7 separate regions of the Mus musculus genome follow, and regions 1, 2, 4, 5, 6 and 7 are each linked to region 3. The links are chromatin loops, found by intact Hi-C in ENCODE. Cell type or tissue: left cerebral cortex. All regions are shown on one strand. Each heading gives the region's core, and the rest is flanking DNA. Links, peaks and the distances in the headings are about the cores only.

Region 1 (4,461 bases), core at 318-4,317, 200 kb after region 3:
TCTCTATCTCCAGGCTTCAGCTTTCTGTAATGAAATTCTTAAGTTAAAGCAAGTTAAAGTATGCATTCCAAGCATGAGCAGATAGCAGTTGTGCCTAATTCCCACACGAGTATTAAGTAGTATTTGAAGCAGTCTCACACTGAAAGCCAGTGGACGGTACTAACACATTCGGTGTGGACAGCTGTGCTCTTGGGTGGATATAAAGAATCCTAGCTGCTATTCTTGGCCTAATAAGAATCCTTGTAATTCAAAGTCACTCTGCAACTGCTCCGGAGCTCCATTGATAGTCTATAAATGTAGATCTTAACGGTTTATCATTTTTAAAGATCGTTTGTATCCCACAGTAGATGCTTTCCATGCAGAACTGCTGGGATGCCTCAAAGGACACCTGTGATGCAACTGTAGCCCATTGCCTTTGCTCCCCTGACTTTTGCAGATCTTACACAGCGAGAAATGAAACCCACCATCTTAGCCATGAATGGTCACCCAGCTAGAAACCCCAAAGCACAGACTGTCAGGACCTTATCAGCATTTTAGTCGGTTCAAGAAGGAAGCCACTTAAATTCAAATTAGATCATTCTCATTGTGAATAAAAAAAGGACAGGAGAATTTGTACATGATACATCTGATTCTCAATGGACTGAGCCCCAGTTTTCCACAGCAGTAGCTGGCTCCTCACCACAGCCCTGCTGGCTTTTCTTCTTCCATATCCAAGTTCTCCTTTGCCAAGCATGTGCTTCCCAGGATCCCACATAAGAAAACTATCTCTGCTAATATCCTTGCCTTAGGCTCTGTTCTTTTGAAAAGCCAAAACCAAGACTTACATCTTTGAGAAGTGTTACTATCTGAATTAGATGGCATATAACACATTAGCAACACTAATGTTCTTACAATTGACCCATTCTGTTGTTTATCTACAATTTTCTGTAATAGCTCCCAAATAGCTATTTAGGCATACCTGAAATTTTAAGATAGAACGACGAGATGTGGGCCTAATTATTCTGAGAAGTGACTTATTTTTAAAGGGGTGAATCTCTGCGTGTCTTTTTTTTTTTTTTAAACAGATGATATTACATACTCCCTTTGGGTTTTGGAAAGGTACAATTTCTCATTTGGAATCTCAATTCATAGTCTTGTCTTAACTAATTGGACTGCTTGCAAGGTGTTAAGGCAAAAATCTCTCCCAGTTTCAGATGAGACAATTTTCATTTTGAAAGCTAAGCAACTTGGCTGCACTAGTTTCTTATCCCGGAATAAGTCTGTCTGAGTTACAGGAAAAGTAAGATCATTTTGGTTGTGATTTTCCTTTATAGTAGCCCACACAAAATGTTGTCTTGACCCATGCTCCTCAGTTTCCTTGTCTGCCTGGATGTTAGCCCTTGAAACAGTGGTTCTCAACTTTTCGAATGCTGAGACCTTTTAACACAGTTCCTCATATTATGGTGACTCCCCAACCGTAAAATTATTTTTGTTTCTACTTCATAACTATAATTTTGCTACTTTTAAGAATTGTAATGTAATCATTTTGGAGATAGAGGTTGGCAAAATTGCTCTGACCCACAGGTTCAGAGTCACTGACTTGAAGTGTCAGTTCTTAGTAATCATTTTGCTTTGGGTAAACCAGGATAGTTTCTTACTCTACCAAATCTCACCCACCATCTTTTCTCAACTGCTAGCTACCAGGGCTAGGTGGCTTTAGGCCTTGCAGCCATTTTTAACCCTTTGACACTGCAATAGGACATTTTTATGCACAAAGTTCACATTTGAGAACCTTGCAATTCAAAGCAAACTGCAAAAGAATCATAATATGTTAAGAAGGTTCTTGTGTTGAGCCACATGGTCAACTATGCTGGGTTGAGATATGCCTGTTAGGACATTCAACCTTCCAAAAGAATCAAGTCTTCTATGTACTATGTCCATTTTATAGACAAGAGAGATTAAGTGCTATCTAAAAGAGAAGGTGGCATTGTGTTTCCCCAAGGAAGTGTGCAGGAGGTTTATCTAGATAAATCTGTGTATTTGTGCCTTCTGTATACATGGATGGATGTACACAGACACACAGACACACACAGACACACAGACACACAGACACACAGACACATACACACACACACACACACACACACACACACACACACACACATATATATATATATATATATATATATATATATATATATATATAATGTACATACATGCATACATACATATTTGTGCATGGATATCTGTGTACACATATATATATATGTACATATGCATGCATGTATATCTGTATGTTCGTGTGTGTGTGTGTTCTACTTTTCAAGGGGACTTTCTCTTCTGCCTTTCAGATCCTATTGCCAACAATATTTTAATTTTATTTAACTATCTACATAGGTCTTTCTTCCTTGTTTTTTATTCCGGTCCCAACTCCCACATTTTCTCAATCCCCTAAGGGACTCACACTTCCCTGCACCATCTGCACCACCAGATCCAAATAAAAATACATTCCAAGAAACGTGTTATTCCGAGAGATGAATGTATAGATGCGTAAGAACCTAAACACATAATATGTTGCTGGGATTTAAGAAGCCTGTGTTTGCCTGGGGCTCATTGACTGATGTTATTTGCTCTAAACATTTTAAATGCCCCTGTCTTGATTCATGGAAAACTTTCTGTTTACTGTATCTACGGCTGTGAAGTAGGCATTTTGAACGTCCACTAGGGTACTATTTAGTGTCTAAAGTAGTAACTCAGTACAGGCTCAAAACCCTACTAGAAATCCTCTTAAATGCAAAGTTTCTGACTGGCCAGCTACTGAATCCTGTTTGTTAGTTCCTATATGGAAACAGTTCAATGTGGAGCTCTAAAAGATTGCATTGGCCAAGGGGGCTTAATGCCCCATCAGTCTGGCTGAACTTGTACACACTTCTTCCTGACTCTAATCCGCTGACCTTCCGTTTCTGAGTATGTTTTCTTCAAACAACTTATCATTGTAAATCCTTTCCCTTTGAGCTATTATTCTATTTTAAAGCCTCTTGCCAGTTTTCCAGCCTGGGAAAATCTTTCTCAAGTATGTCAGGTTCCAGCTTATATATCGGGGAATAGCAACTTGACTTTCAATTTGTAAAACTACCTTCTGCCATGGAGCCATGGAGACTGGGAGTATTTGCTTGCATTTGAAAATAGACTGTTTTTCTTTTTCTTTCCTACTCCTTTTAGGTAAAGATCGTGAGTAAATACTCTTAATCTATGTCAGATTTATATTACTGTAACAAAATACCTGAGCTAATCATCTTCAAAGGAGAGAAAGTTGATTTTGGTGTATATTTTTGTGGGGTTTAGTCCATGGTCAGGAGGAGATACTAGCTGTGGACCCAGGGTGAGGCAACACATCATGCCGAGAACACTGCGAGAAGGAAACCTATCTGTGATACCACTAGAAAGCAAGGGTAGAGAGGACAAGATCTTCAAAATCATGTCCCCAAATGACCTAAGTCCTCCTGAAGTGTACCACTCCCAAGAGCACCAACCTAGAGACCTAGCCGTCAATGTACTGACCTTGGGAGTCCAAGCTACGGCCTATGACCTACAATGGCTTCTTGTCTTATCTTTTTGCTGTGTACCTACTCTCATTGAGTTGCATGTGACTGTTGTCATCGCGATTCAGAGCTCAGTACTGGGATCACATGTATTAATCTACTCACAAAGAGGGGGGAGGGGGGATGCAGAGAGAACCATTAAGGCTTCCCTTTCTCAGAGAATGCATAGGCAGAAAGCAATTTCTGAACAGAGGAAACCCAGTGGTGGTGGTGCAGCTATTTATAGGCTGCATTGCAGGCTCTCAGGTGATATACTTGCCCTTCAAGTTGCCCAGGATACTGTAAATGACTCCAACAAATACACAGTATCCTTAAACTGGATGAAGATGGAGTCCTTTCTTTGCACTATCTTTGTCTTCTTTATCTGTAATGAATAAAAAGGAGGCTCCATGGGGTAAGCCATGCAGCACTCCTTGATACCGCACCACCTTCTGCTTAATGTAATAGAGTTCAAATTTATTTCTTCCTAAATGCAGTGGCCTGGAATAAAATCTTCCTTTCCTGTTTCACTTTCTCCTGGCTCATTTTTAATTTTGCATTCTTCAAAGATGTCAAATTAATAAGGATCTGAATTGTGATCAACAGCAGTTGAAGGCAAAGGGCCTATTGGGCCTTGTGATATGTCTTAGCAACCCAAATAACTTCTACCTCCTGGGGAAACATTTGGGAACACTGTCACTTCACTTAATCCATAAAGCTGACTTGAGAGCAAGTAACATACACAGGGAGAGAAGCTAATATATAGCAGACCCTGTCAACCACACTTTATATACAGATACCCCACAAGGTGGCTGGTATCTTATCATTTTTGATGTGAATAAATACAATAGAAGAGGCGCTAACTCAGAAAAAGAAATGGACCAGTGGGGGGACAGGAAAA
Region 2 (4,461 bases), core at 180-4,179, 540 kb after region 3:
GTGGGAGTTTCTTGAGACAGTGAAGGTGGAACCGACCTGCAATCTTATATTACAGGACAAAAGGATAATCAGTGACAACTCTGCCCATGACAACACTGAGAAAATTTATCAAAGTTTTTAAGCTAAAGCAGTGGGTACTTTGATTTTTTTTATAGTAATTTTATTTCATGTTTGTAAAACATACCTAACTTAAGAAACCAAGATTAGCTTTCGCAAGGAAAAAAAGAAAACATAAACACACATAAACAAGCCAAAAGGTTCCTCAGTAATAAACACTTTCTTCCAGGAAACTGTCTTCTCTATAGGCTAAGCCGGTTACACCGGCAAGACCACTCGACAACACAGCTGCAGTACAGTTGTGCTTTGCCTAGGGCCAGGACTAGGAGAGCATCCAGAATATGGGCTGGATTTGTAGCCTCACCCTGGAACTCAGGGAGCTGCCACTCCTTTTCTGAGTACAGCTACTCCCCTAGGACACAGGAGGGGAAGCCTCAGTTCCTACTGCTGTTCCCAACAAGGCAAATGGAACCTCACTCACGCCCTGTTCTTTCCACCCCGCCTGACTCCATAATTTTTAAAAACTGCACTAATATGCTCTAGGTAATACATCTATTTACAAGAGAAGATATTTGGCAAACAATCAAGATGTAACTTTCCGACATTCCTGCTCCTGTTTCCTGACTGTACATGTGTCTGGGAAACAACACCCTACTGGACTTCAGTGAGGCCAAGTTGCTAACTAGGGCTGCATTCTACCAACAACAGATGGCACTGTCACACGCAGAGCGGACTTCACAGGCAGTGAGGAAGGGCATGGATCCAAGCAGGTAGAGAGGTTTCTCGGTGGTGTCTCTAATGGACTGATGCTGAAGGTTAAGAAGTGACGAAGCAGTTACTGTTATGGTCACTCACACGCTCACTGCCTTTAACCTCCCTGCTCCCGCTCCCCACTGGGAACGGTCTAGTTCAATTAGGCTTCAATGTCATTACAGGACCAGGGAATTACATACTTAAAAACTCTGAAACGGACTAGAACTTATTTTTCAGTAAGCAGTAAATAAAAAATAATGATTGTTTTAAAAATTGTAAGAATATTGTCAAACTTTTTGACCCACTTGGCAATTTTTCTTCAAAAACATTGTTTTTTAAATTTATTCCGATGAAATGAAATTCCCAGATCAAAATATAGCCTTGAACAGTTAAGAAAAACCTTATAAATACAACTTATAATAACTAGGCTTAATCTCACTGTTTAGCATTAGACCCTGGTAAAGATGATTCCCAGGACCCGATTAACATGCAGTAGAGTCTGTAAAGTATCTATAAGATATGAAAAATTTTAAGTAAATATGTGACTACCCCAATCTTTTTTACGTTTTTATATTACTAATTTAAAATTGCTTGTATTAATCTACAGACAACTATAGGAAACAATCCCTTCAAAAATCTCTTCATCAAAAATTTGCATGTCCAATTTTGTGGGTAAAATATATGTAGTCAAAGATGAGATACTAAGTTCCACTTCTGGTGGCATTAGACAACACAGAAGGCATGTGTCGTCCTAGTGTTGCTAGCTAAACAAGGTACATCACTGCTCTCATTGTGAAGTAAAGGTCTATTTCTCTGAAGCCTCCTTAAAGTGTCCTGCTTTCAGAAGGAGAACATCCCTATTAAACAGTGTTTATTCCAGAAAGCTATTTTTCTTTTAAAATGTCCCTAAAAGCAGCTCACCACGTGAGCTCTTTGCCCCTAGGCTCTAGGCTAAGGAATGGCTCTAACTGCCTGCGACATTCCATAGGACTTCCCCGAGCACAGAAGAGCGGTTCTAAGACCATTTACAAGGCAAGCAGCACCCCCTCTCTTTAGAATCTCTCGCTTACAGGAAACTCAGATCTGACTGAGAGGCCAGCAGAGCAGGAACACAGCACAAGAAACTCTTTCCAAACACACACATCATGCTTACTTCAGCATGGCGAGGAAGGCAGCAGGTTCGACGTCTGGGATTCGGATTTCATCTTTGTCCTCAGCGAGTTCTCCGTAAAACATTGCATGGAACACTGAGCTCCCGACAGCGAGGACGTACTGTGGAGAAAGGGAGAGCTCCCTTCACACACTACACTGAAAGCATTTGCAGAGTCAATCCCCAAAACCACTAGCCACTGAGGGCCGGGGGCACGTAAGGTACATAGCCCACCGTCGTAAACAGCCAGGCTATGGTGCACTGGACAGGGAGCATGAGACTGTCACACAAAGTGGGCTCTCCATCAATATCTCAAAGCTTTGACATTAATATACACCCCCACCCCACTGGGAAATAAATCAAACCATGGGCTCTTTATCGGATTTCTATAGGTACAGTAAACAGAGGACTTTCCAAGCCAGTTACAACATTTCCTAGCCCTGGAGAGTGAGAAGCGCACATTTCTGGGTGATATATACAACCGTGTAGAAGGAAACAAAGACAAAATGAAGTGTGGCCAAAGGTCTATATTCTCTGTAACTGGGCGAACCATGCAGTGGCTGCCGGCGGGCTGCCTGCCCACACCAAGCTCTGTGCTGACAGGGTCCCTCTATGTAAATCTCAGGACTAAACCGGTAATGCAGCTGTTGCTTACTTTGTGTCCTGGCAACCGCTGAGTCCCACCTGGTGGCCCAACCACAAAATGTACGTCTGCCATCAAGTCATTATTGAACATCACCGCATTTCTACAAACAAGAGGCGAGTCATTAATTCACAACAGCCTGTATTCTTAGCAGCCCTTTCCCCAACATGCAAAACTTCAGAGTTAAGCTAAGCAACAACAGCTCAGCGTTCCACTCCCAGCTAAAGAGCATACAAAGGGTCCAGCCACACCACTGCCTGAAACCACTGCAGACACATGGCAAGGAACTCAAGTTTTAAAAGTTAACTAAACTTTTACAGGGCTTAGGACAAATGAAGGGTTTCCTGTCTCTGTGCTCCACAGACACAAAGCTGCTGCTTAAATGTTACAGCTTGCAAAAATATTTTTATCTAAGAGGAAAACAGCTGTACTGCTTTGGAAAAGATACAAGGCAGCTTTCCATTACCAGTAGAGCCTCTGGGGAAGAGGAGCAGGGATTCGTGGTAAACTGCATTACAGTCATGAAAAAGCAGAGACTTCACCACCGGCAAACTTTGAGAGTAAACACGCTAGCCTGCCAGCAAGGGCGCTTACCTTTCTCGGATGGTGGGATAAAGACCCTGCCAGTTGGGGGCCGGGATGAGGTTGTTGTTACAGAGGTTGTGCTGGTGTTGCTGCTGGACAGTGGTGCTGCTGGAGTTGGCTGGCTTCTTACGGGGGAATATATCAGCAGCCATCTTCTTCTTCTTTTTAGTCTTCAAGGTAATTATTTCATAACAAACTGGGGGCAACTTGCTGCTCCCACTGCCAACGCTGCCGCCGCCGCCGCCGCCACCGCTGCTGTTGGCTTTCTTTGAACCTTTTTTGGACCTGTTCTTTACTGTCTCTGGAAGCATCAAGAAGAAGGTGAGACATTTCATGTTCTTTTCTTTATCATCTACCATGAGTACAGGATGTCTCTCTTTAGAGCTAGATCTCGCAAAACTGCTCAAACATCAAGGCAAAGAGGCTAGCCGGAGCTAAGATGTTAACAGAGACCGGCAGGCTGCTTTCTTCCTGCTTTTCCCAGCCAGGCAAGGTGACCTTTTCACTATGTTGAAGAGAAACTGGCTTTAAGTTTTATCCAGGACCGGATCTGTTAAATACATTCCCATCATGATTCCTGGTTTTCTTACTTGCGCATAAAACCAGCCGTTCTCTGGATCACCTGCAAAGCTGAGCAAAGGAGGCAGGCAGAGAGAGAGCTGAGGCGCTTGCTTTCTGAATTAGGTTAGCAAGATGTGGCGAGCCCAGCGAGTCAGTACGGCCGCGGCCGGCCGGTGAAGTTGTGTGGTGAATGGATCGGGAGAGGAGAGTAGGTATTACAGCCCTGCAGACGGAGTCAGACAGCCAGAGCTCCGAGCCAATAGCTGAAGCCACCAATCAGGATTGGATGAAGCCAAACAGTGACACCTATTGTAGCATGCACAGCTCTGATATTAAAGGAGCAGCAGTTACATTCTCTTTTCTACTGTATATTTAATTAAGATAAACAGCAAATGAAAGACATTTGCAAACAGGAAGGGAGGGGTTTATTTCTCTTTAGTACAGGAACATTTTCATTTCAACCAAAACAAGCAAAAGCCATTAACAAAGAATGGGAACACATATGTCTAATCTCTCTTCCTGGCAACAATCTTCCTCCTAGCAGCATTTACTTGCAAGTATTTTGAACAGGATCTCCTAGACTATAAAGCCAAAGGGAACCAACGTACTGAAATTAAACCAAACACATTTAAGCCCAGCCACGGCAGGGGAGGGGAGGGGTCTTTTTTTAGTCTCTGGATGTTTTGCTAAGGCTCTGCATTTAGCTTGCTTC
Region 3 (4,461 bases), core at 258-4,257:
ACCAGATGTTCTCCTCTGGAGAGGGAAGGCTAATTAACATTCCACAGGATGGACTGGACCTGCAGGTAGGGGAGGCCTAGACCAGGTACACACATTCGCAAGACATATTTTGCCACCTCATTCCCCATAGACAAATCAATTTAAAAGTCACACTGTTCTGCCAATCACAATTTGCCTAATGGCTGCTACTCTGAAAAACTTTATAAAGACTGGCCAAATAAATGGGCTGGGAGGTGGGGGATTACCATCAATCCTTCAGGTGTAGAATGGCCCCAACTCATTGGAACAATAAATTCCTCTTGCTTTTTGCATTGATTCCCAGGCCCATGTGGTTCACTCAGCGGGTCCCCTGCTAAGCTAAGGCTCACTAGAGTCTTACAGTATCTGTGTCTATGTCTGTATCTGTAACTATATCTGTATCCATATCCGTCCATATCTGTATCTGTATGTAGAAGAGTGGTTCTGATGCTTTGATTTAATTGGGAATTTTTATTTACTGATGCTGAATGTCCTTGCCCCCAGCTGGTTTTTGATCTATCAATAAATAGATAGTCCCAATGGCTCAGTCCCAATGGTTGAGCACAGGGTAGGACACAGAGTTTTACAGGTAGGACACAGTGAGAATCAGGGAACTGAAAATGAAGGAGGGGGCACAGTAGTAGCAGGAGAAAAGGCCATGCAGCCATGTGAGTTTTGGGGTAAGTGGCCATTGGTTATTTCCTCAATTGGGCCTAGGGTAGCAGGGAAAGGTTGAGGAATGTGAGTCATTGAGTTAGCCAAGGCATTTCAAGATTAACTGGAATGTGTATGTTTTTTCTATTTTAGGATCTGAGATAGCTCCTGAGTGAGAGAAACTTAAATCAGTTTAAGTTAAGAATGTGTATGTAAAACAATACAGGGATGGGGGATGGGATAGGGGATTTGCAGAGGGAAAACCAGGAAAGGGGATAACATTTGAAATGTAAATAAATGAAATATCCAACAAAAATAATACACTACATATATATGTATAATATTTCTTGTATGTATATGATTTCAGAGCTTTGAAATGTGTTTTATCATTCCTACTGAAGAAGATACCTTGCTGTATGAAATAATTTAATAATAATTTGTCATTGATCTGCTACCTAGTCCTGGTACTCAGCTAGGGAGAAAGATATAAGCACAGCTATAAAATATACTTCATGCTGGAGGGGTTCAGAGTTTGCTGGGAATTCCTTGAATTTAGAGATCACATAAGCTTTCTTTTTTGCTTTGTGACAGTGTCTCTCTATGTAGCACTTGCTATCTGGGAACTCTCTCTGATAGACCAGCTTGACTCATACTCAGAGAGATCCTCCTGCCTCTGCTTCCTGAGTGCTGGAATTAAAGGTGCATTCCACTACAGAAAGCTCTTAAGCCAAAGTGGAGAGGGTATGCTAATGGGGAAGGAAAAGCCGAAGGTGGATCTTTAGAACCTGATCAGGCATGAAGGGGAAGGTGTTTTGTGCTCCAAGATCCTAGAGAAGAGAGAGGCTACTTTCTCCCATGGCTTCAGTGAGAGCAGACACAGGGAATCAGGCTCTTATTATCATCTATTGTGACTGGGAAGAGAGCAAGAGCCGCAGTGACTTCTAAGAAAGAAAGTAGGACAACTCTGCAGCCAAGAAGTTGCTGGACCTGGTTTGCTTTCCTCGATGCTTTTCTCTTAAGTGTTTGAGAAAAAAAATCACATTGTGTAGTCAAACAAGGAAAGGCCAGGGTCATCTGCATTCCCTGCCCTGGGATGGGAGCTACAGAGTTCCAAATGACTGCCTCCCAGCTGAGGACTTCATTTCCTGGACTCCCTGTAGGACAGAGAGATCCAAGGAATGATGGGGAAGAGCAACACATAAGCACTTTTCAGGGACACTGCTCTTATATAACATGCAATGTATCTTGGTGACAATTCTAACAATGTGGGGCTAGAGATACACTTTTAACAAAAGTCAGCAGGCTATGAGAGGCTGAAAGTGGCCCACAAACGTGTGTCTTCCATCCTCATCCTAAGAGGGTGTTTGGCTCATTATGTTCTAGCCATCAGCCACTTTCTTCTCAGTTACATGACTCACCATCCTCCCAAGTTCCATCCCCAGTGAAATGGCTTGGCTGGCAGCCTTTCCTGGGGGACAATCTGCCTGTGGATTTTACACCTACAACAATCTGGAGTGGAAGATGCTCACTCCGTGTGTGGCTATAGTCTCAGGTCTCTAGAACCTTCGGGAAACGTAGTTTTGAGAAATGGTGCTTATGAATTTAAAATTATAGTCAGGAAACTCTTTGGCATCTGAGATACCTGGATAATTTTAGAAGATGATGTGATCTGGTGACCGAAGTTGGAGGAAAATAGGAAGCCTAATCATATTCCAAGCTCTTTCACAGTGCTCTGCAATCCAAGTGCAAATAAGTTCCTAAATCTTTTTGCATTGTGTCAAGATATGCATATACTTAATTTACCTACATGCACAACACATGCATGTGTGCATGCCCAGGAACACTCACATGCACTGTCCTTTCAGACTTTTTCTTACAACATAAGGAGATTGCAGTCAGACAGAGAAAACCACAAACTTTGAACAGAAGAAAAGGATGAAGTATGTTATATGCTGCCTTGCAAAGAAGAAAAATCTATTTTTAGACCTTGAATTAGCATTAACAGAAGGCAGAAGTGGGGGATATGCAAGAACAGGAGAAGCAGCAGAAAAGCAGAGAGGGTTTATGAAAGCCTCTGTGTGCCCTCCCGCCCCCCCATACTTCCATCTCTTTTGTCATCCACACCTTGGAGCAGGAAATAAGCCTGCACAGAAGGAGGGTGGAGATCAATAAGAGAGGGATAGGTGGCTGCAATATTTGCCTTGTCTCAATACCAACATTTATTTAGACTTTGTGTTTCATCCTGTTTGTATTCACATCTCCTGAAAATGGACTTCTGGTCTAGAAGAACTTTGATGAGAGGATGCTCTGGGGCATGGGATATGGGCCTGTAAAGAAGTGAGGAAGTGGGTAGTGTGCAGAGTTAAAATGCTGCCCAACTTTCCAGCCAACTCCAGCTCAAACATCTGCTCTAGAGGAGATTTGCCTTCACGTTTGTACCAGTTGAGACCAAAGGGTCAGGCACTGTGGATGAAGCAACCATCTCCATAAACACCCCCTACTAGAGGCAAAAACCTCATAGTCTCCTGAGGCTAACATCAATTTAACTTTCAGGTGACGCCCCTGTTGTGAGCCAGCATCAACTTCAGATCGAGTAGATAGCCTAGAAAAACCTCAGACCTTTGTAGATACCTAGTGTTTCAGATGAAACAGTATCAATGTGGGTTGCCTCTTTACTGTGGAAAACAAGTAGAAAAGAGAAAGCAGAAAGAAGTTCAAGTCAGGATGAGAACCTTTACCTCTTTAGAGTCTATGAGTATTCTGAGGGGCTGAGAGAGGCATTCAGCTTCAGTTTTAAACCTTACTAGCCCCTACACCCCTTCCCACACATAATTTCTTTATTCCTATGACTTATCTACTACCAGGTGAGAATTTAGAACATGTTTATTAACACACATTCTTTCTTTCTTTCCTTTTTTTTTAGTATAAAGTAGAGTTTATTCAGGGCATGGGAAGGAGTTGAGAGGGTAGTAAAGACAGAGAAAGGGAGAGAGAGAGTAGAGGACCAGCCATGAGCACCTGGAGAGAGGGGGAGGGGAATGGGGAGAGAGGAGGAGCATGAAGAAGACGACAGAGTGACAGCAAAAAGGCCAAGAGAGTCATACATTATTTCTTGATTGCCTTTGGGTCAACGAAAATGCCCTTGTACCTTGTCAGTCTAGAGCAACTATGTTTTATTCAAGGGCTACTGTATTAGTTACTATGACCCTATCAATTTACTCTTAAGAGAGCTTTGCATAGTTGGTATGGTGATATGGGATATGGGAAAATAATCTTCTCTACACATATGCTTCTACTCCTGACAACTTCCTAGCTCTGCTTCTTCACAGGCTGTTAGTATTTGTGTAGTTAGGGTCTCTTCTGCACTCAAACTTGAACACGTAGGTCACCTTTACTGTCTAGTCTCTGTTGTATAAATATATTAGATCTGTTTAGTGCAATGTTTGTGAATCCAAGGTCTTCACTTCTAGGACCATTATTGGAAACCCTACCAGCTTTATCAAGTAGAGAACATGCTGACAAAAGAAAGAGCGACTCACAGATGGAAGGAGGATAAGTCTTTGAACAAATGCCTGGTACTTAGGAAGCCACAATACACTACGGTGAATAAAAATTATATTTCTTAGTTGAAGCCACTAACATTAGGAGTTGGTTTCTGATACAAGTAATGATTTTTAAAAAGTGGGAATATGTATATATCACATAGAACAAAGACATGTTCTCTACCAGTCTAGTCTTGGTTTAATCCATGAGGGCTCGCCTCTTGAGTTGTGGGAATACTAATAGTCT
Region 4 (4,461 bases), core at 124-4,123, 340 kb after region 3:
AATGAAGACAACTGAACCAATGAAAGAAAAGGAGAAAGACTCCAGTGATAACTAACCTAGCAAATGTGTGTGCTCTGGGTGGAAAAGGTAGAAGCTGAGAAGGTCCATGCTAAAACCTGCAAGATCATGTTTGTTACTGAGTCACAGGATTTAGACATGTTCAGCAATTCCTGCTGCTGAGAAGTCAGAATGGATCAACATTCCAGAAAGGGGCAACTACCACTGGAAATATGACAGACACTCATAACTTCACAGCATTGCTTAAAAGTCATTAAAGTTGGACAACTGGATTTAAAATTAGCTATAAAGCATTTGTGACATATAAGAGTTTCAGATTTCCAGTTCTATGGGTAGAGAAGATACCAGAAGATCACAAAGGTGCAGAGAGCAGTTGGCCAAGTACACAACACAGTATGCCATGGCACAGAATCAAGTCCGTTAGTGAAAATTCAGGTCAATGCCTTTCATTGCTCGTGCCAGGCCAGCTAGCTCCCTTTAAGTCTGGTTCCCACAAATGTAAGGTAAGACAACGATTATACACATCTCATCGATGAGTAAAATAAATGGGCACCTTTGCGATCTTTTATCATAATATATGCACCCAATAAAGACATCTTCCCTTTGTCCAAACTTGCCCACCAAACTTAGAAAAACAAAATATTGTCAACAAATTCCCTGCCTAGCCCTTTCTGTCTTCTTCCCCTCGGCCTTCTTACTCCAATGCTGGTTGTGTTCCAGTTTCTCATGTGGCAACTCCCCCAAGCTGACTATCAATTTTTACATTTTTTTCTCCTCCAGTCTTTGCCCTTTTATTGAGAAAACATTCTGGCAGTTATTCACAACTCAACACTCATTGGCTGTGAATATGAGACCCAACTATCATCTCTCTATCCCTCTCCAGTCCAAACGACTCAACTAGATATTCTTATTAATACTAGAGAACACCTATTCTGTAGATCTTTCATTTACTTTAGTTTATGTGAAAATTATAACATTGTTAATTTTCCCTATCTCTAGCCAGTTTTTCCACACAAGCTGACTTTGTAGAGAAAAGCAAAGCCTTTACATCCACAGGCCTTTTTTGTTCCTATCTAAAATTAGTGCAGCTGCTGCTATACTATTTTAGGGAACGCAGGACATGCGCCTCTCCTCAGATGTACCAGCTTGTCCAGTTATGAAGCAGCATACGTTATGGGGTATGTATGTTTAGCATCAAACCCCAACACCACAAGGCTGCAGCTTCTGCTCATTTACCACAGAGTTGGCAAGTGTGTGATTGGTGAGCACAGAGGCTGGTAGGAAGGATAAACATGATTTTTATGTGAAAAATATGTAAGAGAGCAAGAAGTCCAAAACAGGGGATGCCTGTGCCAGTTTGCCTTCCATTGCTGAGACAAAAGCAGCAAGGAGAAAGGGGAGGAGTTAAGTTTACATCGGCACTACAGTGCATCATGAAGGAGAGTCAGGAACCAGAGGCAGGGATCAGGATTCAGGAACTTGCAACGATTATGGGAGAACACTGCTTACTGCCTTGTTTCCTACAGTTTGCTCAGACTGCTTTCTTCTATAACCCAGAAGCAAGAGTAAGTGGGGCCCTCTCACATCAATCATTAAGAAAATGGCTAATAGACTTGCCTATAAGCCAGTCTGATGGAGTCATTTTCTTAATTCAGGTTCCCTCTTTCCAGATGAATCTCTGTGCTACGATATCAAGAAACTATCCAACAAGTCCTGCAAGGGGACACTCAGTAAGTGAGGATGCTCTCAAAGAGGAACATGTGCAGGGTAGGAAAAGCAGAAGACAGCCTTTTTGCTTGTCAGAAGTTTACCTCCATCTTGGGCTCACAACAGCTGCATAATGAGAATGGCATCAAGATTCATCATCTTCGCAAGCTGACTCCGGAAGAAGGCACTGTCTGCAGATGTCTGTACTGGTGCAATTCCTGGAGGCAGAAACCAACCCTCTCAAGAGAAGGAGCAACAGCAGGCAATGCACAATGACTGAGGCAAAGGGTCTCACCTAGATTTTAGAAGATTTGTGTAAGAGAAGTTTTCTCAACTCAGCTGAGAAAAAAAAATAGAAGCAATGGAGTATGGGAGGGGAAAATGGAGGGTTTAGTATAGAGCCAACACATCTTCTGCATCTGTTCAGCTCTCTAGCACCAAAGATAGGATTTCAACAAAATAAGTGCTCATTAAGTACACAGTAAGTAGAAATGTCTTGGAGATGAAGTAACCTATCAGAAATAACTATTAAATTTAAAATAATGCCATATTTATAGCACATGGAGATTTTGATTTTCAGGATATTAAAAATTGTATCAAATCACGCAATTGAGTGTATCTCATCTATTGCATTGTTTTATCTTCTCTGGCCTTCATCAGTTAAAACAAAAAATAAAAGCTGAAAACAAACAAACAAAAGCAAGAAACTATGGAAAAGAAGAAGAAAAAAACTAGAGTTGCATTAAGAAGGAAGGGAATGATATGGAACACCATAGAACCCCAGCACTTGAGAGGCTGAGGTATAATGAGTGAGAGAGTTCAAGGCCAGCCTGGGCTGTATAGGGAGAGTGAGTCACACCACATGCGCACAAGTGCGCGCGCACACACACACACACACACACACACACACATATACACACAAAGAGAGAGAGAGACAGAGAAACAGACAGAGACAAAGACAGAGAGAGACCGAGAAACTAAGACAGAGATACAGAGAGAAACAGAGATAGAAACAGCGACAGAGACAGAAAGATGTGCTCTGCTTTTGGGTTGTGTGCACCTGCTAGCTTTCCCAGTAGATTAGTTGAAATGAGCATAATTTTATCTAGTTCAACTCCAGAACTGAAACTGTGCTAATGGTGGACCTATCTGTGCTTTTCTTGCATGGATTAGATGAAGCAATCTACCAGCAAGGACATCTGAGGGATTTTTTTTTTAATTGAAAGTGACAAATTCCAACCAGAGAATTTAGCTTAAATGAATGAGAAACTTTGCAGGTAATCTAAGAAACCTGCCGAAAGTGAGGTGTGGTTGCACAGGCTGAAAACTCTAACACTAAGGAGACAGAGACGAGACGCCCACTGCAAGATTTAGGGCATAGCCCTCCATGTAATGAGTACCAAGACAGTTATGGGGACATAGGGAGTTGCTTCCTTAGGAAGGAAAAAAGGAAGGCATGGAGGGAGGGAGACAGGGTTAGAGTTGGGGTGAGGGAAGGAAGAAGGGAACAGAGGAGGGAAATGAAGAAAAGAAAGAAAGAGATCAAAAGCTGGAATGAACTGGTCTCCTCCCTCTCCCTCACCCTCTCCCTCTCCCTCTCCCTCTCCCTCTCCCTCTCCCTCTCCCTCTCCCTCTCTCTCTCCCTCTCTCTCCCCCTCCCCCTCGCCTTTTCCTCATCCTCTCCCCCCTCTCTCCTTCCCTCCCTCACCCTTCTCTCTCTCTCTCTCTCTCTCTCTCTCTCTCTCTCTCTCACACACACACACACACACACATACACACACACACACAGAGGAACCAGCTACTTTTAACCATGGTTATTTTCCCTTGCCTGACAACTTGTCCAGGTGCTGATGGCATTCTCACATCATGGGACTCTTTTAAAGCCATGGATCTCATAGCTGTAACATCAGTGTCAACCATGATTGACATTGACGTCCATGACTGAATGTTCAGCATCCTGCAGCTACTCCATAGATTTCACCTGGAGGCAGGAAGAAATGTTTTCCTAAGGGATGGATGATCTCAGAAGAAAATCATATCTGGAGAAAACAGAGCTAAGTACGTACAGAAGAAACAACACCAACCCTCTTTTCCATGGGTTGCATCTTTATAATAATTAATATACCTACCTGAACACTTCCTTCCGTCTATAAAATGGGAATACCAATAACTGTTTTACTAGGATCTTTGAAGATTAAAATGGATAACGTATGGGTAAATATATTGAATAAAACATGTGCTTTCAAATTGTGGTAAGATGATATCATGAATTGCAGTGTATTAATTATAAAGCATTTACCAAGCACATAGGAATTTTATATTAGTTTTATAAATTGTAAAAAATAAATATTCAGTTCTACCTTTTCAAAACTAGCAGTCAAACCCACCACACCATAAAAACAGGAGGTGTGGGGAGGGAAGGAGCTGAAGGTGGCCCTTTTTCTTGTCAGCTCTTTCTTCAGAATAGTTATTCTCTGTTGAGAATGACACGAGGTTATGTTTAGAGAAGTGCCAGCTCTGAACCATTTCCTCCCTTTATTCTCAGAAATCAAAAATGATCCAGCATAAAGCATTCGCAGCTGTGTTGGGGAATGCGCTAGTCACGCCTCAGCAATTTATGGCCAATTTTCCATTAATAATAGAGAACGAAGAGTGGTTCAATCACTTCACTATCTAAATACTTGTTCTTAAGAAAGGGGGAAAGAGAGTACAATAGTTTTTGTTCTGTTTCTGAAA
Region 5 (4,461 bases), core at 308-4,307, 110 kb after region 3:
AAACAGAATGCTGATAGCTATTGAGATATCATTACTTTTAAACCACTATAGAAAACATCTGCTCATGTAAGAGACATTCTAGATTGACAAATTGTAATGATTAAAAAATGTTGTTGCATGACCATGCATCTTTGACACACTTTTGTATTCATTCCAGAGGTATTTTTCTAGCTCTATATGGATAAATTGAATAACTGGATCACCCTTCGATGAGGAATAAGTATATACTACATTTACTAGGTGACCAAAACTCTCAGCACTGATGAGGGAAAATGTACTTTCTGTGCTTATGACTGTAACAAGGGCATTGCATATACTACTCTGTGAAAGACCGTGTAACTTTGATATAATCATGAAAACGGCCTCAAATTTTCCTACAGTAAAACCAGGCTGATTATCTGAAAATGCAATAGTATGACTAAAAGGCTGAGTAAAAAGTCTCAGATTAAAAGAAGTTAAAGAGAGGGGTAATTAAATTAAATATATACTTTTAGACTAGATAGTCCTCTAAACTGTATACAAAGCATGATTGACTAAAATTACATAAAATAGAATCTTTATGCCTAGGAAATATATCCATTCTTAGACTCTACAAGTACATGGTAATCATAGTAATTATATGTGACCTACATTTTAGTAATTTACAAAAAATAAATGTATTTATATGTCTGTATTTTTGCATATATACTGAAATATGATTGTCAAACAATAGATGAATAATGGAATAAATATATTAATGTTTGTTACTCAATTCATTAGCAGGTTACCTGTATGTTTCTGTATAAAAAATATTTATTACAAAGAAAAGCCCAGGATTAGATATAACCTTTACTTCAGCAAGTATTTAAAGAATAATTAGTGTCAATTCTTCTTAAGCTATTTTTTAAAAATGACTAGGCAATAATACTTTCCACTTTACTTTATAAAGTCAGAATTAACCTTACATAAAAGCCAAAAAAAATTGACTCAACTAAAGAAAACTAATAGACCCAATTTCTAGTGACAAAAGTCATCAAAGATAACAAACAAACCCAACAACACACATAAATTGTACATACCATGTCCAAGTTACACAAGAGTATTTTACCATACAAAATTTAGCAAAAATGTTAATAGTTCAGTCTAATATTTTCAATGAGTAAAAATTATTTTTGACAAAATTCATCACTATTTCATGATGAAAATGTTCAACAAAGTAGGAACAGTATAAAAGTATTTTCACATAATAAATGTAATATGTGAAACCTGAAATCATTTCAACAACAAGGAAAAATGTCTACTTTGGTCACTTCTGTTCAACACAATACTGAAATTGCTGATCAAAAGTTTTAGGCAAGAAAAGTAAACAGAGGGGTTCAAATTGGAAAAGAAGTAAAGGTATCTTAGCTAGGGATGTTTATTCATGCTTGTAGTCTCATCAGCTGGGAGGTTAAGGAACTTAAGACTAGACTGCTGACCAATGAATTCAAGGCCAAGCAAAGGCTTATGAAGACTTTGTCTCAAAACGAAATACTATGTATCTTCTTCTATTCAGATGAAATTTCCTTATACTTAGAAATTTCTATAGACTAGCAATTCATTATTTTTGAGTTCACAGTTCCCATTTCTAATATCTGTTTTGCTCTCATATCAATTAGTTTGTCTGTTGAAAATAATTATTAATGTCTTTGACTATTTGAATGAGTAAATGAACTCAACAAAAATTTAAGACACAGAATTAACACATTATTATGTTATATATTCCTTTGGGATAGCAACCACATCTTATATTCATCAAAATTCTCCACAGGGTACCCAGCAGTGTACTGTGGACTTACATGCCCTCAATTTTCATTAAATAATGATGATAATAATAAAAATAGCTAATGCCTGCTGAGAACATGCTAATTCCTGATGGTGTCCTAAGTATTCTGTGTGGCTTAAAATATTTAATCTCTAATGATTTTATGAAATATAATTTACAACTGATCCTATTCACATAAGAAACTGAGACCTGGAGAGCTTAAATATTGAAGTCAGTAAAATGACAGAGCTGAACATAAAACCCAAGTTTTAGGTCCCAGAGCACATTCTCTTACCTGCAACACTATGCTATTCATCTTTAGGCTATGTTAAAGTCACGGCATCTGGTGAACAGCACTATTGTAATTTTAAAAGCAGAAGAGTATCTGTAGGTGGAGGGACTGTCAATGTTATAGGGTAGCCATGAACCCAATAGCCTACAGGGGGGGGGGGCTGTATGATTATATTATAGGGTAGCTGTGTACCCAATAGCTTACAGGAGGTTGTATGATCATTTTCATTATCATGTTTTGATGGATACAACTTTGTCCTGGTGTTGTGGTTGCTTGTTCCTCAAGATCAGCAAAGACCCCTTCAGTCCCCATGTGTCTTTGAGGATGTCCACGTATAACTTTTCTTACAAGTCTGTCTCCTCTTGGACTGCTTTTCAACTGTGCTAATGCCTCCTCCTTCTAAAAATAAATTTTGATCTATAGAAACATGTGTTTCCTTCCTTTGCTAAAATGGAGAAGGGTGAGAACACCTTTAGCTGACTTTGAGTGGATTTCCTGGTATGCGTGGGCAAAGAAAGACTCATAGCTTATGGTCAGATTTAAGTCTCTATGCAATTTCCATCATTGTGAAAGTATATAAAACACAAAAAGAAAGTTCCTCTTAAGGTGAATTTGTAGTTAGATTTTAGTTAAGCCAGCTATAGAACATGGCTACACATTCGGTACATGATGTCTCTCTAATCAAATACTGTCTTAAGAATATAAGTGGTCAGGATCAAGATCAATATCCCTCTATTGAGGAAAGCAACATGGCAAAGAAGTGTGGAAATATGGAGGACAGCAGAAGGATTAGGAATGGATATCCTCATAGGAACTTTCCAAGTATTTCTCAGATAGGAATGTATTGTGGTCCCAGCTCAACCTGGGAACAAAGCAACACGCCAGGTGGCTTAGCTTTGTGATCCATGGAGACTCAGCCTTAGTATGCATTTCTAAGTAGATGGATAAAATGGCATCATCAGAGAAGGCCAAGGAACATTAGCCTCACAGGTCAGAAAGTCATGCTAATCCAAACAACCAACAAAGTGGACCTAAACCTAGCTTCACGTTTCTGCTCCAAAGTCCAAAAGCAAAATGTTGTGTCAAGGACCAAATGGCCTCTCTGAAAAGCCAGCCTACCATACTTACATCTATTGAGCTTGCCAGTGTATGATTAAGACTGCTTCCACTTAGAGGAGATCCCAGAGAAAAGGGCAGTGTTTCACAAAGTGTGAACTGCATACATTGGAGCAAGTACAGAGAAAGGCTTGGGAAGCTGAGAGCCTGGAAAGGGGACCTGGATGTCCTAGTGATAGAAAGAACAGAGCAGAGTGAAGGTTAGATACACATTTCCAAACAGGAGAACCAGGTGACATGGAGAGGTGGGGACAAAAATAGTATTATAGCACTGTCATTTGACAGGATTTTGTGGAACTATGTGTCAGAACTATGAAGGGGAAATGGAAAATAACTTGGGCTGACCAATGTTTGGTTACCGTAATTCAGGAGAAATTCCTGAGATGGCTTTTAAAGTTAAAATATTTTCTTTTCTTTTTTCTTTCACTGTTTTAAATTCATTTATTTCCTGGCTAAACTGGAGGGAAACAAAATTTAAATGATTCAACATATGTCACCCAGAACTATTTAGCCCTGAGTTCTTTTTCAAGACAACCCTCATGAGAGGTCTATTTTTGGTATGTGCAGATTTCCATTTCAACTGATGCTTTTTCCTCCTCTTGTATTCAGCCTGGGAGCCAGTTGGGATTCTTAAAAAGGCCTGCTGTGTTTCTGAGTGTCCTGAAAGAATACAGCATTGCAGTGGTTCAGAGGAACCAATAAATCATGACCTAGGGACGCCAGCCACGGTGCCCTTCTGTTCTGCACAAAGAAAAGGAAATACTGGCTCTCTGATCTATTCCTTTGTGGACACAGAACACCTGGAGATTATGAGGGGGTGCAAATTAAAACTTGGAAGCTAGAATTTTTCTAAAATGAGTAAACTTGTTTCTTTGGGATTATAAAGGTCTGATTCCAGGAACATAGAAATAGTAAATATCCCTTCCCCTTTGCTGTGGGTGGTGCTGGCCAACGGACAGAGGACAGAGATGTTCTCTGGAAAGCCTATGCCTGTTTCTCCCTGTTCTCTCAGTTTGCTCTGGTGAACAGGATGCCACATCTTTTTTATGGTAGAGCTAAATACTATGACGCAGCGTTAATCTGGTGTAATGAACGGCTGCACAACGGACAGATTCCTAGGGGACAGTAGTTCTTCCTTGAAAGCATAGTGGGTATTCTACAAGCAAGAATCACACCTTTGCTATGCTTCTGCATTGGAATTACAGGGTTGTTGTCTTCTACAATTTGACCTATGTATCTAGACTAATGAACTCTGTCCAATATATCTTCA
Region 6 (4,461 bases), core at 340-4,339, 270 kb after region 3:
AAATGGAGTTAAAGCCTTCAGTTCTCTGGTGAAGACAGCCCTTCTGTCCAGAAGGAAAGCCATGTTCGAATGCAAGGGAGCGTAAAAGACCCTCTGTGGAGACCACACTGGATATTTATTTCCTAGAATAAAGAGGAAGTAAAAGTTGGAGTATTCAAAGAGGGCACAGCCAATAAAGTGCCCAGGTTGATGTTGTATAGTACTATACTATAATAAGTATCATGTAAATACTTATTATCAAGTAAATAAATGCCTGTACACTTTGAATTGCAAAATTTCCATTTCATACTCAGCAGAACTGCACTACTGAAATTATCTGAAGACATTTTAAGATCAAACAATTTAACCCATTTTTCTAAAATATTACACACAGAGCACAAATTCAGGAGAATTCCACTGCAGGATAGAAATACATAAATATAGAAACAACTCAGATACATTAATGAAATAGCAAGTATATGGAAATAGTTTCGGGATTTACTGTGTCAAAGAGTTCCTGAAGATGAAGGGGTTTGTGGTTCAACCAGTGACTCATTAGTCGTAATCTTGGTTTTTAACAAATGTGAGAGACTATGTTGGGAATTGAGGGGTGTCTAACAAAATGAGAGCCATGGAGTATTCTTCACATGAAGAGAGAAAGGGGCTGCTTCTCCTCTGAGGAGGTGTCCTTTACAAACTTAAGGTTATCAGGAAGTATAGATAATAATAGATACATTTCTAAACTACAGAATAAGCATCAATAAAATATAGTCCACATAGAGAGGAAAGGCTCTCCTGAAGAAGAAAACATACAAAGTTTAATGCAAATGGAACTGGAGTTGATTATTAGTTTTAATCAACACTGTACAGACAATATTTTTCTTTTCTCCCTTTTCTTTGGCTCTTAATTTTAACATTATAGTCTTGAATATTTATTAGACATAGCTAAATGTTTTCATTTACTCTGAAAAAAAATTTTCCCTTTCAGTAAAGACCCTATTTCTCTATTGAAAGAGATCCCAAAAGATCTTAACAGATCCAAGAGTTGAAAATAGTAGAAATCACATACTCTTATTATTGTTCAGTAAAAATAGAAATTACTAAAGAAAGTAATCAAATAAAATCTAATTATTTGGAAATTAATGCCTCTGTGCGCTTCTGAGTAATTGCTTGGTCACAATAGAGGACAATGCTTATAACTGAGAATATGCACAGAGTAATAATCAAGAGACCATTTATATGAGATAGTGAGGTACTGCATGCTTCCCTCGGTTTTGTGTTCAAACCTCTCATTACTGTTGCAAGAACATCTTTAAATGGACTAAATTTAGCAGTTTATTTACTTAAGCAGAGAGGAGATTCATGAATCAGGTAGCAAGCTGAACCAGGAAGTGACATGTAAAAATAGTTGGATGGAGAAAAGCGTTCTTTGGACACACTGAGCAGTCAGCAGGCTGTGATCAGCTGAGAGCCCAGCTGCTTGGTTTGCAGAGACTTGGCTACTTATTGCAAGAATATAGCAGTTCAGTTGCAGCTCATTTATACACTAGATTAGGTTGCAGCTTGCTCATATGGAGGCGGCTTTGTGCCAAATTTAACGGAACGTTGGTTTTGAAACTAAAAGAGAAAGAAGCATTGCACGTGGACTATCTAAAGGAGAAATGTGAAGGAAACTAAATGAATTTAAAGAAAACTAAAAAGAGCAATTAGTGAATTTGAAAACAGAACAAGAAAATTCATGCATTCTAGAGCCAGATAATTTATGTATGTCTAAGATGCAGTTATCTGAGATATTTTAGGATTGCTAAGAGGAACTGCTGCTAAACCCACACACAGTAGGTCTGAAGCTGCCTGTGCTCATTTAAAACCCAGTGGAAGCTACATAGCCTACCTGCTCCCCCAGGGTCATCTCAAGAATGGCAACAGTAACAGCACCTCCTACACAGGGATGACTTGTGGAAAGTCCTCCAGGCCAGAATGCTTTATAGATTGTAAGGACAGACTACAGAGAAACTGCAGTCCTTAAGAAAATAAAAGAAAAACACAAGCCAGTAGCATTTGACATAAAAAAAAAAAAAGAACATTGATAAAATAGACATGTGGAAAAATGTACAAGGTAACATATGTTAATAAAAAGGAAGTTTGCAGAAAATGAATAATTAGGGGAAAGGGAATCTGAACTAGCAAAACTGAACAGAAATCTTGTCAAATACATTAACTTACACTTTCAGGATCCAGAAACATATTTCATTATTTAATCTGTGTTGGCATAAAATAGAAAAATTCATCCAAATATTTTCTTTCCAATGAAGAAGAAAAAGAAATTTTATTTCAAAACCCAATGCAGATCAGTACTTGAGGCGAACACATCTCAAAAGAATGTCTCTGGTTGTAATTGAACTGTGTGATGTTAATAAGTATTCCTGCATATACCCATGCATAGACAATGTGTGTGTGCGCGCGCGCACGTGTGCGTGTGCGTGTGTGTGTGTGTGTGTGTGTGTGTGTGTGTGTGTATATGTGTGCGCGCGCGTGCGCGCTATTCACCCCAAAGTCCTGGGCCCCTGGAGCATTGGCTCTCCTCTTATGGCAGTATTCATACAGTGTCTTCCTTACCTGTTTGCTAGTCTGTAGCCCTACTTAACTCTATATTACTTAGGATAAGTCCTATGCCTCTCATTTTGTCTTTGTGGTAAACTCTGTATATTCTTGCCATTTAAGTGAAACTGTTTCAATAGCAGAATATTATGTTCTAATGACACTGGGACTCTACGCATTGCAAAAGTGCTAAGCAGAATTCCCGCCTATAAAATCATTCAATTTGAAAAATCAGTTGTTCTTTATAAGTACCTGATTATAGAAATATGGTTTTTTAAAACTATTGTTTTAATATTTGTTGCTCCATCATACCAATTCAGGAAAGACTCTTATTAACCAATTTCTCTTATGAACATACATACAAATAATAATAATAATAATAATAATAATAATAATAATAATAATAAAAGCAGGATCTGCCAGGATGGATCCTGTCTTTAAAAAAAAAAATGCAGGGACAAAAATGGAGCAGAGACTGAAGAAAAGGCCATTCAAAGACCGGCCTAACTAGGATCCATCCCATGCGCAGGCACTAAACACTGACACTATTACTGATGTTATATTGTGCTTGCAGACAGAAGTTTAACGTGGCTATCCTCTGAGAGGCTCTACCAGCAGCTGACAGAGACAGATACAAATACTTCCAGCCAACCATTGGAATGAGGACAGTCACCTCTATGGAAAAGTTAGGGAAAGGATGGAATGACTTGAAAGGGATGGCCACCCCATAGGAAGAACAGTAACTAACCTGGTCCCCTCAGAATTCCCAGAGACCAAGCCACCAATCAAAGAGTATACATGGGTTGGCCCATCACACACACACACACACACACACACACACTGCCCTGCCTGGCTTATATGTAGCAGAAGACTGCCTTGTCTGGCCTCAGTGGGAGAGGATGCACCTAATTCTATAAAGACTTGATGCCCCAGGGAAGGGACTTGCAGGGTGGGGAAAGGCATAGTTGGCAGGGGTCGGGGGGAGCACCCTCTCAGAGACAAAGGGGAGGGAAGGATGAGGTGAAAAATTCTGAGGGTGCAGCTGGGAGGAAGGGCAACAGTTGGAATGTAAATAAATAAAACAATTTAATTTAAAAAAAAGTCTGGTCATCAGCACTGTAAAGCAAACACCCCATCTTCTCCGATTTATTAACCCCCTGAGACTCTCTTTTTTCCACTCTAGTCAACCCTATATCCCACAAAACGGCTAAAAGCAAAGATCTATGAGCCTACTTACAGTCAACACTGACACAGAGCTCAACTACCAACCATATTGACATCTAAGCACAGTTCGACTCCAGGCCATTTTGACATTAAATAAAAAAGATCTTGAGAGGCAGTAGAGTGTGTGGATCCTATGAGTCAGAAACTCATTCACTAATCAGAGTTTTGTTGCCAGCTGAGACCTGCAGACTCTGCACCACATGCCGTGAATTGGAATGAACTGAAGCACAGGTTTGAGCCTGCTGAGCTCATGGTAGAGAACCACTGAAGTCAAGCCTGAGGAAGACCTGAGCTTCATTCAGCTTCTCACAGGCATTAGTAAAGCAGGTTTCTGAAGGCCAGGCTGGATAAAGGTTCAAATTCAGCAGCTTGACTTAGCAGATCAAAAGAAAAGAGTTTGGGTAAAAAAAATGACTATTTCAATGGCATCATGTCACATGAGATTAGGTTTAGAATTTTCCACTTGTTGTATCATATAAACGCCTCAGACATAGAGAATTTGGCTCATGTTAGAATTCAGCCTTCTGATGAATGATAATTACCTCATTGTTTTCTTAAGATTTATTTACTTTTATTTTGTGTAGGAGTGTTTTGCCTGCATGTATGTAGGTATGCCATGTGCATCCTGGAGGCCTGCAGAGTGTCACAAGCCTGGAACTG
Region 7 (4,461 bases), core at 194-4,193, 75 kb after region 3:
AACAGTCACCTGCAAGCTGATCATAGAAATAGAAGAACACATAAAGAGTAGACCAATAAAGGTTCTAGGAAATCATGTAAGAGGCTATGTTCATGTGACTGGGTAGAAAATAAACTTAAACAAGATGCACTAACCAACAAGAAAATGTTCCTGAGGCAGAACTGTGAGAGGACTTATTTCCTACCAGCAAATAATACATACATACATACATACATACATACATACACACATGTATGCATGTATTTATTAAAATTAGAAGTGTCATAATTAGAATCCACACAAGGGTGTGAAAATATAAGTCATACCAGGTTGAAGTACAGCTCAAAGGTAGGACTTTTAGAGTCGTTGCCTTGCATGCACAGGCCCTTGGTCTAGTGAATTTATAAGTTAGCTTAACATTATGTCCATTTAACAGAATAAGAGCAGTAGGTTTTCCCCTAGTGTCCATGACCTACCAAGTCACAGATTCTTATCAAGATGCTAGGTATAGATTCTATCCAATGAAAAATGGTGTTGGGTTACTATGAAAAATATTTATTTTTATTTTATGTGTATGGATATTTTACGTACATACATGTTAAAGATTAGTACATCTATCAACTCTCATCAGAGAAGCTTTCATGTACATAGATGCTGATTAGCACAGACCCACAAATGGTCAAGTTACTGAGAAAAAGCTGCAGAGAGCTCAGCCCTAAATAGGATATTTAGCTCACACTTCTGACTACTGGTCCCAGGGCTCAGGATCCCTGTGGAAGAAGGGGATGGAAGACTGTAAGAGTCTGAGGGGTGGATGATTACCAGGAACCTGTATTTTATAGACATGGAAGGGCAGTTACACATATAAGCTCACAGTGGTTTTGACAGCTGCACATGGTCTACACACAGTCTCTTGTCATTCCCATCCCAGCATAGAAAGGACAAGAAGGCATAAAGTCCCACTTCTAGCTAAGAATTCATTAGCAACTGATAACTGCTGAAAGATGGAGAAGAGTCCTTTTTAAAGGTATTTTGTCTAGTAGACCCACCACTCTCCAGAGGTTGGCCTCATACCTGAGAATATTTAGGCAAAACAAATTGAACTCTCAATGGTGTAAAGAGTTAAACAGAATTGTCAATAGAGGAATCTTAGATGACCGAGAGACACTTGAAATGTTCAAAGTAATTAGTCATCAGGGAAATGAAAATCAAATCAACTCTGAGATTTCATTTTACACTGGTCAGAAATGCTAAAATCAAGAAATCAGGTGATAACACATGCTGGCAATGACTTAGAATAAGAGGAACACTCCTCCACTGCTGGTGGGAGTGAAGACTTGTGTAACCACTTTGGAAATCAATTTGACAGTTTCTCAGAAAACTAGGAATAGTTCTACCTCAAGACTCAGCTTTACCACTCCTGGACAAATACTTAAAAGATATCCCACTATACCACAAGGACACTTGCTCAACTATTTCTCTAGTGGCTTTATTTGTAGTAGTCAGAAACTGGAGTCAACCTAGATGTCCTTCAAGTGAAGAATAGATAAAGAGACCATGGTACATCTACACAATGGAAAACTATTTAGCTATTAAAAACAAAGGCATCATGAATGTTTCAGGCAAATAGATGGGGCTTGTGAATATCCTGAGTGAGGTAACCCAGACTCAAAAGAACATGCATGGTATGTGTGCCCTGGACCTCCCTGGAATCAATAGCACAGACTCCAGAGGCAGGTGAGAAATGAAATAGTAAGCTCATCTGAAAGCTGTTGTAAACTTCTTTAATACCCTCCATTGGTCCTGTGAAAGTATCTCTTCTAAACAGTAGTTCCAGATTGGCTGGCATTGTCTGTATCAGAAATCTTTGGTCTCTCAGGCAATTCTCAATTAGGTCCTCCTGAAGGAGATGCCTTTGTGGCTGCATGGCCCCAGTGTTTAAGCAGAGACAGCTGCACTGTTCCTCCTACAATAAGCGCTCACTGAGAAGTGGATACTATCCATAAAATATCCATAGATATTATGCTTGTTAGCATTCCCTCTATGCTCTGACCAACCGTTATCTAGCAATAGCCAGGTAGGCCTGGCTTAGTATAAAGAAGGATGTTTGGCCTGCCTCTCTCTCTCTCTCTCTCTCTCTCTCTCTCTCTCTCTCTCTCTCTCTCTCTCTCTCTCTCTCTCTGTGCCACTTCTTTCTTTGACCCCTTTCTCACTCTCTCACCTGGAAATAACCTAGATGCCCCTTAAAGAAAGAAAGAAAATGTGGTATATCTACACAATGAAATACAATGGAATACATACACATACATACATACATACATTCATCCCCTCTATGTATTCCTGGCTGGCCTCTTCTCCTCTTCCTCTTCCTCCTCTTCCTCCTTCTTCTCCCCCCCCCCCCTCTCTCTCGTTTTCCCCTGCATTCTTAACTCCTCTTCCCATGTCCTAAATAATCTATTATATACTATACATGCCATATGGCTGGTAGCTCAGGGATAAGGGATGTCTCAGCGTGGGCCTGCCAAGACATCCCCTCTCGCCTCACCATACTTGCCTCTCCAAAAATATCCTGGCACACACAGTCTACCTTTTTTATAAAACACAACACTGCTGCTATATTCCACATACGCAAAACAGCTAAAAAAGAAGGAAGGCCCATGGAAGGTTCTAAGAATCTCATTTAGAAGGGGCAATAAAATAGTCACAGGAGGCAGATGGAGGGAGGGAACTGGGTGCTACAGGTGATGGGAAAGGGAGCTGAGCGAGGTCAGAATCAGGTGTGGGGAAAGACAGGGCAGATAGCCAGATGAACATGTGAATGAATGGGGAGATCTTGAGGATATACCAGAGACCTGGAATAGAGGAAGCTCCCAAGAATCAGTGGGGGTGACCTTAGCTGAGACTCACAACAGTGGGCATATTAAACCTGAAGAGGCCACTTCTTGTATTCAGGCTGGAACCACAGTGGATCAATAGGGACATCAACCCACCCACAAAACTTTCCAAAATTTATCCTACAAGATATGCAGCAATGAAGAGTTCAGCAGAGACTGAGTGAATTGCCAAGCAATAACCAGCCCAACTAGAGATGCATTCCATGGGCAAACACCAATCTCTGACACTACTAGCGATACTCTGTTATGATTGCAGACAGGAGCCTAGCATGAGTGTCTTCTGAGAGGCTCTACCCAGCAGCTGAGTTAAACAGATGAAGACACCCACAGCCAAACATTGAATGGAGCTTTGGAACTCCTATGGAAGAGCTAGGTAAAAGAGTGGGGACCCAAAAGGGGATGGAAACGCCACAGGAATACAGAGTCAACTAACCTGGACCCTTAGGGGCTCTCAGAGACTTGACTACCAATCAAAGAGCATGCACAGCCTGGACCTACCCCCAACCCCACACATATGTAGCATATGTGCAGCTTGGTCTTCACATGGGTCTTGTACAGCCTCAGTGAGAGAAGCACCTAGCTCTGCAGAGACTTGATGTGCCAGGGTATGGGGATATCCAGAAAGGGGTGGGGCGTGGGGGTGGGAGGGTACCATTCTCTCAGAGGAGAAAAAGGGGGAGGGGCTGTGAGAGGAAGGTACCAGGAGGGGAGACAGTGATTAGATGTAAAGTGAATGAATGAATGAATGAATAAACAAACAAACCAACAAACAAAACCAATAAAGAAACAGCCATTGGTTGGGTTAAGGCTGTGGAAGTAGACTCTGAGGTGTTGGAGGTATGATTATGATCTAAATGAAAGTGCATTAAAGTTCCAAAACAATAACATATTTTGTAACAATTCATAAGCAAAGCTAATAAAATATATAGTAATAGCTAATGAAAGTATACAAAGCATAGCTGTTTATTCATGTCCTTTTTTTTTTTTTTTTTTTTTTTTTTTAGTTTAACAGTCCTTCTTCTCCAAGGAGTACCTGGTGAAGTGTATGAGAGAATTAAGAGAAACTATATTTTAGTGAATATAAAGTAAAAAAAAAACAAAGACTAATGATGACACAGGAATAGACAAAGCTTTGCTACATGGAGCACATAAAGAGAACTCAGGAAGTAATTTCAATAATGCTCTCCTCAAACAAAGAAAACATAGAGATTTCATCTCAGGAGTCTCTGTATATCTATGTGCAAGCAGGTGTATTTATTAAAGTAAACATACACATTTGTGAGGTGGAAACTTCTGGTTTCTTTGGAAAGGCAGTTATGTCAAATGATATTTTGCTAGGGCACACAGGTGAGATAATGTTTTGCAAAAGCAGACACTTAAAAGAATGTTCTCTTGAAGAAGACACAGGTGAAAGGATGTTTTGCTATAGCAAACACATAAAAGGACACATGATATTTAGAAGTAATATAAATATGACTCGTCAGAGAGTGGGAGCTTGAACATTGTTTTGCTTTGCTCCGCCTCACTATTTATTCTTCAGTAACAACATGTATGTCTTGGTTTGCCTTACCTTGTTTTGCTGAGCTCC

What was found. Peaks named below come from ENCODE experiments on the same cell type or tissue, not always from the same donor. Only the 100,000 strongest peaks of a DNase experiment are listed, where the experiment ranks them.
Region 1: it touches region 3 in a loop (12-fold over the local background); 2 of 42 quality-filtered maps call a loop at or near these places.
Region 2: it touches region 3 in a loop (7-fold over the local background); 2 of 42 quality-filtered maps call a loop at or near these places.
Region 4: it touches region 3 in a loop (16-fold over the local background); 3 of 42 quality-filtered maps call a loop at or near these places.
Region 5: it touches region 3 in a loop (9-fold over the local background); 2 of 42 quality-filtered maps call a loop at or near these places.
Region 6: it touches region 3 in a loop (5-fold over the local background); 2 of 42 quality-filtered maps call a loop at or near these places.
Region 7: it touches region 3 in a loop (10-fold over the local background); 2 of 42 quality-filtered maps call a loop at or near these places.

The regions. Positions count from the first base shown.
Region 1 is chr2:138,615,709-138,620,169 of GRCm38, reverse strand. All of the region lies in intron 3 of Gm14061 (a long non-coding RNA gene), which reads right to left. Among named protein-coding and RNA genes, the nearest start is that of Gm14061, 37 kb to the right of the region's middle. In left cerebral cortex, for the core only: a CTCF peak has its summit at 2,666; DNase peaks (open chromatin) are centred at 789, 1,158 and 2,466.
Region 2 is chr2:138,277,994-138,282,454 of GRCm38, reverse strand. It overlaps Btbd3 (BTB (POZ) domain containing 3), which reads right to left and starts at 3,962. Exons shown (of 4, transcript NM_145534.2): 1 at 3,198-3,962; 2 at 2,616-2,706; 3 at 1,964-2,082. The coding sequence starts at 3,547. In left cerebral cortex, for the core only: CTCF peaks have their summits at 744 (motif pointing right), 1,869, 2,613 (motif pointing left) and 4,052; DNase peaks (open chromatin) are centred at 2,579, 3,140, 3,492, 3,979 and 2 more places; H3K4me3 peaks cover 3,910 bases; H3K27ac peaks cover 3,279 bases.
Region 3 is chr2:138,818,319-138,822,779 of GRCm38, reverse strand. It overlaps Mir1952 (microRNA 1952), which reads right to left and starts at 2,851; the gene lies at 2,773-2,851. In left cerebral cortex, for the core only: no CTCF peak of the experiment used is centred there; DNase peaks (open chromatin) are centred at 2,107 and 2,595; H3K27ac peaks cover 2,738 bases.
Region 4 is chr2:138,473,452-138,477,912 of GRCm38, reverse strand. All of the region lies in intron 2 of LOC102636024 (a long non-coding RNA gene), which reads right to left. Among named protein-coding and RNA genes, the nearest start is that of Gm14061, 110 kb to the left of the region's middle. In left cerebral cortex, for the core only: no CTCF peak of the experiment used is centred there; DNase peaks (open chromatin) are centred at 1,210 and 1,803; H3K27ac peaks cover 1,324 bases.
Region 5 is chr2:138,708,336-138,712,796 of GRCm38, reverse strand. All of the region lies in intron 5 of Gm14061 (a long non-coding RNA gene), which reads right to left. Among named protein-coding and RNA genes, the nearest start is that of Mir1952, 110 kb to the left of the region's middle. In left cerebral cortex, for the core only: a CTCF peak has its summit at 2,286; DNase peaks (open chromatin) are centred at 3,358 and 3,806; H3K27ac peaks cover 1,512 bases.
Region 6 is chr2:138,548,752-138,553,212 of GRCm38, reverse strand. No RefSeq gene overlaps it. Among named protein-coding and RNA genes, the nearest start is that of Gm14061, 30 kb to the left of the region's middle. In left cerebral cortex, for the core only: no CTCF peak of the experiment used is centred there; DNase peaks (open chromatin) are centred at 1,507 and 1,839; H3K27ac peaks cover 617 bases.
Region 7 is chr2:138,743,084-138,747,544 of GRCm38, reverse strand. The region is part of intron 5 of Gm14061 (a long non-coding RNA gene); the gene reads right to left. Among named protein-coding and RNA genes, the nearest start is that of Mir1952, 75 kb to the left of the region's middle. In left cerebral cortex, for the core only: no CTCF peak of the experiment used is centred there; a DNase peak (open chromatin) is centred at 2,561; H3K27ac peaks cover 340 bases.